Regions from separate parts of the Homo sapiens genome. Here region 1 is linked to region 2. Evidence: chromatin loops called from intact Hi-C (ENCODE). Cell type or tissue: HCT116. All regions are shown on one strand.

Evidence for each region. A loop is a pair of places that touch in the nucleus more often than their neighbours do. Peaks named below come from ENCODE experiments on the same cell type or tissue, not always from the same donor. Only the 100,000 strongest peaks of a DNase experiment are listed, where the experiment ranks them.
Region 1: a loop joins it to region 2, with 5 times the contacts of the local background. A loop is called at or near these places in 19 of 110 quality-filtered maps.

What each region holds. Positions count from the first base shown.
Region 1 is chr9:86,431,936-86,435,935 of GRCh38, reverse strand. The region is part of intron 1 of LOC102724080 (a long non-coding RNA gene); the gene reads right to left. Among named protein-coding and RNA genes, the nearest start is that of TUT7, 80 kb to the right of the region's middle. In HCT116, a CTCF peak has its summit at 1,804 (motif pointing left); a DNase peak (open chromatin) is centred at 1,795.
Region 2 is chr9:87,661,483-87,665,482 of GRCh38, reverse strand. The region is part of intron 18 of DAPK1 (death associated protein kinase 1); the gene reads right to left. Among named protein-coding and RNA genes, the nearest start is that of CTSL, 63 kb to the left of the region's middle. In HCT116, a CTCF peak has its summit at 2,385 (motif pointing right); a DNase peak (open chromatin) is centred at 2,432.

The DNA of each region.
Region 1 (4,000 bases), 1.2 Mb after region 2:
CTTTTCTGAATACAGTAGCCAGAGGCATTCCTAATGATGTTTTCACTGTAGCTATACTTTAAGAATAGCCAAAAGTTAGTCTCACTCACACAGCGTGTCACGTAAGTGATTAGTGATTGAGTATTGGACCAAGCATACTGATCTGGAATAAGCATAGGGCAGATTCTGACCTGGTAGAGAATGTCTCTCTCTCCTTTCAAAAAAGGCCTAAAAGTGACAGTAAAAAAGAACCAACGAGAACAAGATCAAAATGGAGTTTATTTACTTATAACCCAGATTGACTCTGAAAATGTTAACGTATTATTGGAGCTGGGCATTTACCAAAACCTGTCATAGGAAAAAAGGAAGTAACTTAAATCTCAAATAACACAAATCCTTTTTCTTTCTTCATAAGAGTGGAAAAGGGAATTGCTGATTGGTCCTGAATTTCTCTTTCTTCTCTAAAACACTTTCAGGCAAATGAGAATGGTCTTGACTGTTATGCAGAGGACCAGGATCCTGGGTCAAAAGAGCTTCTTTTCAGCCACAGGTATTATTTCACATTCTAGCTGGAGAGAGAAGGCATAAACAAAAACAAAAAGAAATGGAAAGACATAAATACCTGTTGAAGAAATGGAAGCGACATCACAAGACCAAGAGCTACTGTCAAAATAATTGAATACCATGCCGGGGGCGGTGGCTCACGCCTGTAATCCCAGCACTTTGGGAAGCCGAGGCGGGTGGATCACGAGGTCAGGAGTTCGAGAGCAGCCTAGCCAACATGGTGAAACCCCCGTCTCTAAAAATACAAAAATTAGCTGGGCACAGTGATGTGTGCCTGTAGTCCCAGCTACTTGGGAGGCTGAGGCAGGAGAATCGCTTAAACCCAGGAAGCGGATGTTGCAGTCAGCCAAGATCGCACCACTGCACTCCAGCCTGGCGACAGAGTGAGATTCATTCTCAAATTTTAAAAAAATTAAAAAAACAAAAGAATTGAATTTAAAAAAAGTTAGCAAAGATGGGCTGATAATATTGCTAAAGCATCTGTTTCAATGAAAAAAGGTAAGTGAAGACAAAGAAAAGAACCCCACCTAAGCTATGAGCTGGTAGCTAGAAACACGGGGAGAATCCAATGGTGAAAAGACAAGTAAAATGTTACATAAAACAACAGTTGTTAAAGGGGGTGGAGTGGTGAGACAGGAGTGCTGCCTCCTTTGCTCGGCCCATGGCCCTGTCGCTAAGGAAAAATAACTCCGTGGGAGTGAGTCAGATGAGATAGAACAGGAGGGGTCCTATCTCTGCTAAGTCAGCTAGAGAGACAGTGCGGGACAGACTTTGGAGTCTCGTGGAGTGGAAACCAGTGAGTCAGGGAGGAAGAACTCATCCCAGCTCCCACTCTGCAGCCACATCAAAGTTGCAGGGATTAGCGAACATGCCCACCCGGTTGCGCAAGCTATCCTGAATACCGAGAATCTAATCCACCTGATGAGTTTACTCAGCCAGCTTTTTGTGGACTTGGTACAAAATGCTCAAATGACTTTTAGTTAAAGGAAGCAAAATGGAAGAACAGTCCTCACACAGCAACCTCATCAAAGTTCTTCAATGTAATAAAGCAACTCTGTAACTCTGCTAATACCCTAACATAAAGCCATGATTGCCAAAACAAACAAACAAACAAACAAACAAACAAATTGTAGCCCCTGACTCCCTCTCTCTGGGTGAAATAGTCTTGATTATGCAGATTGTTTGAAATTCAGTCCATCCAAGTAGTTGCAATTCCAGAAATCAAAGAATAGGTACACTGCTCCCTCTACTGGCTTTGCAACTGCAGGTACAGATGAATTTAAACCAGAAAGCAGCCTTTTAGTCTTCATTTAGCTTTCTAGCATTTTCGCTAGAAAGTCTCTAATGACCAAAAAATAGAAGGGTGGTGCAAGTCTCTTAAAGTAAATCTTAAGTAAAGATTTATGGTAATTGTTAACAACAGATCACATTAAAGAGCAAAAAAAAAAAATGCTTAAAACCTTAAATTCTGTTCATGTGATAATTCTTGAAAGTATTGAAATTTTCTGAGGTTGACTACCATAGAGAGTCAAGAATTAAATATAGGGAAAAAAAGAATTAAATATAGGAAACTAAGAAATAAAAACCCTGTTAGATGTTTCAAATAATGTTTCTGATGCATTTCCTAGCATCTCTTCTCTCAGTATTTGAAGAACTTTTGCCACTCTGTTCTTCAGTTACTGAATTGTACAAACTCATAGTGTCCCTATAAGTCCTTTTTCCCTGAACTCTCTGAAAAAGACTATAGATGCATAGATTTTTAAGTAAAAATGAAAACTGTGGCATTCTCTGATTCTCAAAAACTAATAGGAATAATGGCCAAATGATACCAGCAATTGAACTCCTCTTAAAAGGAGCAAGCTGGCTCATGCCTGTAATCCTAGCACTTTGGGAGGCCGAGGCGGGCGGATTGCCTGAGCTCAGGAGTTCGAGACTAGCCTGGGCAACAAGGCGAAACCCCGTCTCTAGTAAAATACAAAAGAAATTAGCTGGGCGTGGTGGCATGCACCTGTAATCCCAGCTACTCAGGAGGCTGAGGCATGAGAATGGCTTGAACCCGGGAGGCGGAGGTTGCAGTGAGCCGAGATCGCACCACTGCACTCCAGCATGGGTGACGGAGAAAGACTGTGTCTCTACAAAAAAAAAAAAAAAAAAGAAAGAAAGAAAGAAAGCAGCAAACTGTGACTCAGATGACCTACCAGCTCTGTTTCCCCCTTATCGATTACCTAGCAAATGGTCCAAAGCTGATGCTCCAGAATATATGTCCTCTCTTGCAAAGCTCCAATTCCATACCTAACTGATTTATTCAACCAAATGCATTCATCTGATCATTTGATAAATATTTTCTGAGCACCTACAATGTGTAAGGCAGTGTTGTAGGTGCTGTGGATACAGAAGTAGACAGATGACCTCACTGAAAAGTCAGAAGCTAGCTTGGTGAGTTCCCATTTATTTTCTTTACATATCAATGAGTTTGTACACTTCCACATATACTAAGGTCAAATTGCAAATCCATGAAGTCTTCCTTGACTAACTTGGGCCATGGGTTTCACATCAACTGATCTTCTGAAATACCCTGTCATGAAGCCACTACACATTTTCTGTCTAGAGTTGTTACTCATATCTGTTATTGCCTTGAATTAGTATTTAAAGATTTGACTGCCATCTGACTTTTCACATATGTTTGGTTTTCTCCTCAACTACATTAGAAATTATTTGAAGTAAGAAATACATGGCCTGACATAGAATGATATGAAAAGTCCTAAAAAGGTATAAAAAATAAATCATACTTAACAACTTAACTTTCCTGAAAAGAATAATATTACATTAAATACGGTCCATCAGCAAAGTTTTATATACTATAAAATTTAATTGGTTTTAATCCAAACTAGATTACTTTATTAATTATAAATTAATTAATATTAATTGTTATCCCCAGTGCAACTTCTAAGAAAATAATTCAAAATATATAGCAAAAGAATGGCAAGAGAATTAAGAGATTTTTTTAAACAGCCTTAGAGGTATAGTCAAAATTGTATATTAAAAAATTTCTAACACAAAAAGGCAATAATGGAGAAATAGTGGAAAAAAAGGACATAAAACATATAGAAAAAAATTTAAACGAAAAGCATAAATCCTACCTTGTTAGTAATTACATTACATGTAAATGCATTAAACACTACAATCAAAATACAGTTATTGACAGAATGGGTTTTGCTTTGTTTGTTTGTTTTGTGAGACAAAGTCTCACTCTGTCGCCCAGGCTGGAGTGTAGTGGCACAATCTTGGCTCACTGCAACCTCCGTCTCCCGGGTTCAAGCGAGTCCCCTGCCTCAGCTTCCCAAGTGGCTGGGACTACAGGCGCCCATCACCACATCTGGCTAATTTTTGTATTTTTAGTAGAGATGGAGTTTCACCATGTTGGCCAGGCTGTTGTCTAACTCCTGGCCCCAAGTGA
Region 2 (4,000 bases):
CACAGTCATTTAAACATCTTTAGATAGTGTTGGGGAAAATATGGATTTTTTGTTAACCTACAGAATTATAAGGGCTCATCTACTTAGCACTCGGTCAACAAACACTCCATGTCCTGCCTGGACTATGGTGCCATTCATTTTTTCCTTCCTTCCTTCATACTTTCATCTAGCAGGTATTTACTGAGTGCGTATTATGCACAGGGCTATGGATACAGCAGTGAATAAAACCAACAAAAGTCCCTATTTTCATGGGATCCAGAATCTAGTGGGGAGAGCCAACAAGAAACAAATAGGTGAGTAAAATACAGTAGGTCAGGTGGTGATAGGTGCTATGAAGAAAAATGGGGCAGGGGAGATGAGGGGCAGTCCTGGGGGTGGGGGAGGGATAGGATTTAAAATAGGGTGGTCCAGAAAGGCCTCCCTGAGAAGGTGAAGCTCGAGTCAAAACCTGCAGAAGGTGAGAGACCAAATCACATGGATACCTGGGGAAGAGCCACTCAGGCCCAAGAATAGCAAGTGCAAAGGCCCCCGGGCGGTGGATGGCCAGCACTTTTGAAGAACATCAAGGAAGCTCATGGGGCTGATGTGGAGGGAGACGGGAGGAGGCGGAACAGGAGATGGGGGTCAGGGAGGCAATGTCAGGGGCAGATCCTTGGGGAAGCCCCCATTTGAAGGGCTCTGATTCCCATGAGAAGTTGCTAGAGCATCTGAGCAAGGAGGATGAGATCTCACTTACGTCTGACCAGGCGGCTGCGTGGGGACCAGGCTGTGGACAGGTAAGGGTGGAAGCAGGGAGCCCACTTAGGAGGCAGCAATGAATTCCCAGTGATTCCTGCCCAAGGGCTCACTCCTGCTAGGAGAAATCCGGATACGATTCCAATAGAGCAAGGAAGGCGAAGGGACTACCAGCCCACAGGGGCAAATCACACACACCGGAGAGGCTGGAACAGAGGAGGTTTCCTGGGCTGGAGGTGAATGTTGATGGATGAGGAGGAGTGGGTGCCACGGAGTCTTCCCCGAATGTTATGGGCTGTGTGCCCACATGCCCGTAGCGGGCATTCCAAGTCTCTCTCTGAAGGCAGAGCGCCATCAGGTACCCTCAGGGCAGAAGTGGGCAGAGAGATGTGTGCCTGTGTGTGCTGATGCTGTGGGCACACTATGCGCAGGGGGTGAAGGGGGAAAGGGGAGCTCCAGGGTGAAAGAACAGCAGGTGACAACTCCATGATGGGGGAGCCGGCAGGGGCTTCCCAGGACCCAGCCACAACTGAAGGGGAGAAGAGGGGAAGGGGAGGCTGGGCAGAGGCTGCAGAGTTCACATCCTGAAGGCAGAGGAGCCCCAGGTGGAGGTGAAAGTGGAGCCCACTGAGTGGCTGGCATTTCTAGAAAGATAAACGTGGGGCTGGGATGGACTGGTCCCAAGGGGCAGGAGGCTACAGTGCAGGGGTGGGTGAAGAGTCCGACTGGTCTGGAGGAGACTAAGGTTAAGGGTGACGCCCTTAACCAGGTGGGGGCTGGAGAGGCGGGTGCTTCGTGGTCATGGAGAAGTGGGAGGAGACTTAGTAGGCTGCCGGCTAGATGCAAATAGGTGAGGAGAGAGTAAGAAGGGTTTCCATGATCCTGGGCAGAGTGACAGACAGATGCGGAAGCCCTTTGCAGAGGCTGAACACTGGGGAGGAGGAAGCACAGAACTGGAGGGAGGGACCCTGGTGTGGGGGGGCCGAGGGCCTCTGAAGGTGCTGTGTGAGGCTGGCACTCAGGGGCAAGCAGGGACCAGAGACCTGAGCATGGGCCTCAGTGTTGGACAGCTGCAAGTCTGGGGGCCAGAGAGGGCCAGGGGGATGGAGAGGGAGAAGATGGACCAGCAGGAAGCAGAGGCCTAGGGAGAAGCAGGACGCGGGGACTTTCTCAGCCCAGGCAGGATTGTCAGGGCGTGCCAAGGGTGCCCAGTCCTGGGGATATCCAGTGAAAGAGGCTTAGGGGCAGCAGCTGGGGCTTGGGTGGAAAGATAACAAGGAAGCAAAAGGAAGAGCTGGCTTCAAATCAGGGAGGGGCTCACAGTGGGCGGGAGCGGAGGCAACAGCTGGGCCAGGTTCATGGGGCCTTTGGGGTGGCTGGGAAAGTTCTATTCTTGACCTGCGTGGAATTCAAAGGTGTTTGTCTTATGGAAACCCACTAAGCTTTATATTGGTTTATGTGCTTTTTTCTATCTATGCTTTCTTTTATAGTAAGACAGTTTAGAAGGAAAGCTGTCAGGAGGTGAGTGGGGACTCTGCTGAGGGTTACGTGGAACGGAAGGCAAGACAGTGGAGGGTGCAGGAGTAGGGGAGGCAAGGACAAAGTGGGGACAGGACGTGCAGACTTGTTCAGGTCCCCCTGGCTGAGGACTCAGCGGAGAGGGAAGGTGGCAGCAGGGGGCGCTGGTGGTCAAGGGTGGTTCTGAAGGAGAGGAGGATGGAATTGCTTCTGGAGGGTAGGAGGAAGGCGTAGGTGCTGGGCCTTCCAGGAAGACCAGAGGCCCCTCCCTAGGCCTTGACTCAGCTTGAAACCTGGGGAGTAAGGATGCGCTGTGAGGGCACAGAAGGAAAGCTTTGTATAAACCAAAGAATGTGAAAAATCTCAATAATTTAAGAATACTGGAAGTCCTCGCCAGATCAACTAGGCAAGAGGAATAGAGGCATCCAAATTGGAAAAGAGGAAGTCAAATTATCCCTGTTCACTGATGATATGATTTTATATCTAGAAAACCCTGAGGATGTCACCAAAAAATTCTGAGTTAATAAATTAATTCAGTAAAATTTCAGAATACAAAATTAACATACAGAAATCATTAGAGTTCCTATATACCAATGACGATCCAGCCCCAAATCAGGAAGGCAATCCCATTTACAATAGCTACCAAAAAAAAAAAAAAAAAAAAAAAAACTAGGAATATATTTAACCAAGGAGGTGAAAGATCTCTACAAGGCAAACTAAAAAACACTAATGAAACAAATTATAGATGACACAAACAAATGGAAAAACATCCTGTGCTCACGGATGGGAAGAATTAATATTGTTAAAATGACCATACTGCCTGAAACAATCTACAGATTCAATGCAATCTCCATCAAAATACTCACCTCATTTTTCACAGAATTAGAAATAACAACTCTAAAGTTCATATGAAACCACAAAAGGTCCTAAATAGCCAAAGCAATCCTAAGCAAAAAGAGCAAAGCTGGAGACATCATATTGCCTAATTTCAAATTACACTAGATGGCTATAGCAACCAAAACAGCATGGTACCCACATAAAAACAGATAATGGAATAGAACAGAATAGGGAACCCAGAAACATATAGCCACATGCTTACAGCCAACTGTTCTCTGACAAAACTGATAAGAACATACACTGGAAAAAGGACACCCTTTTCAATAAAGAGTGTTGGGAAAGTTGGATATCTATTTGCAGAAAAATGAAACTGTATCCTTCTCTCTCACCATTTGCAGAAGTCAACTCAAGATAGATTAAAGACTTAAATGGAAGATCTTAAATTATAAAAATACTGAAGGAAAACTCAGGGAAAACTTTCTAAACATGGGTCTAGGCAAATAATTCATGACTAAGACCTCAAAAGCATACGGAACATAACTAAAAATAGACGAACAGGACTTAAACTAAAAGCTTCTGCACAGCAAAAGAAATAATCAACAGAGTGAACAGACAACTTGCAGAATGAGAGAAAATATTCGCAAACTCTACATTCGACAGGGAACTAACATCCAGAATGTACCAGGAACTCAAACAACTCAACAAGAACAACAAAAACCCCAAAATAATCCCACTTAAAAGTGGGCTAAGGACATGAAGAGACATTTTTCAAAAGAAGACAGAAAGCCCACAAACATGAAAAGCATGTTCAACATCACCAATCATCAGAGACATGCAAGTTAAAACCACAATGAGTATCACCTTAACACCAATCAGAATGGCCATTATTAAAAAGTCAAAAAATAACAGA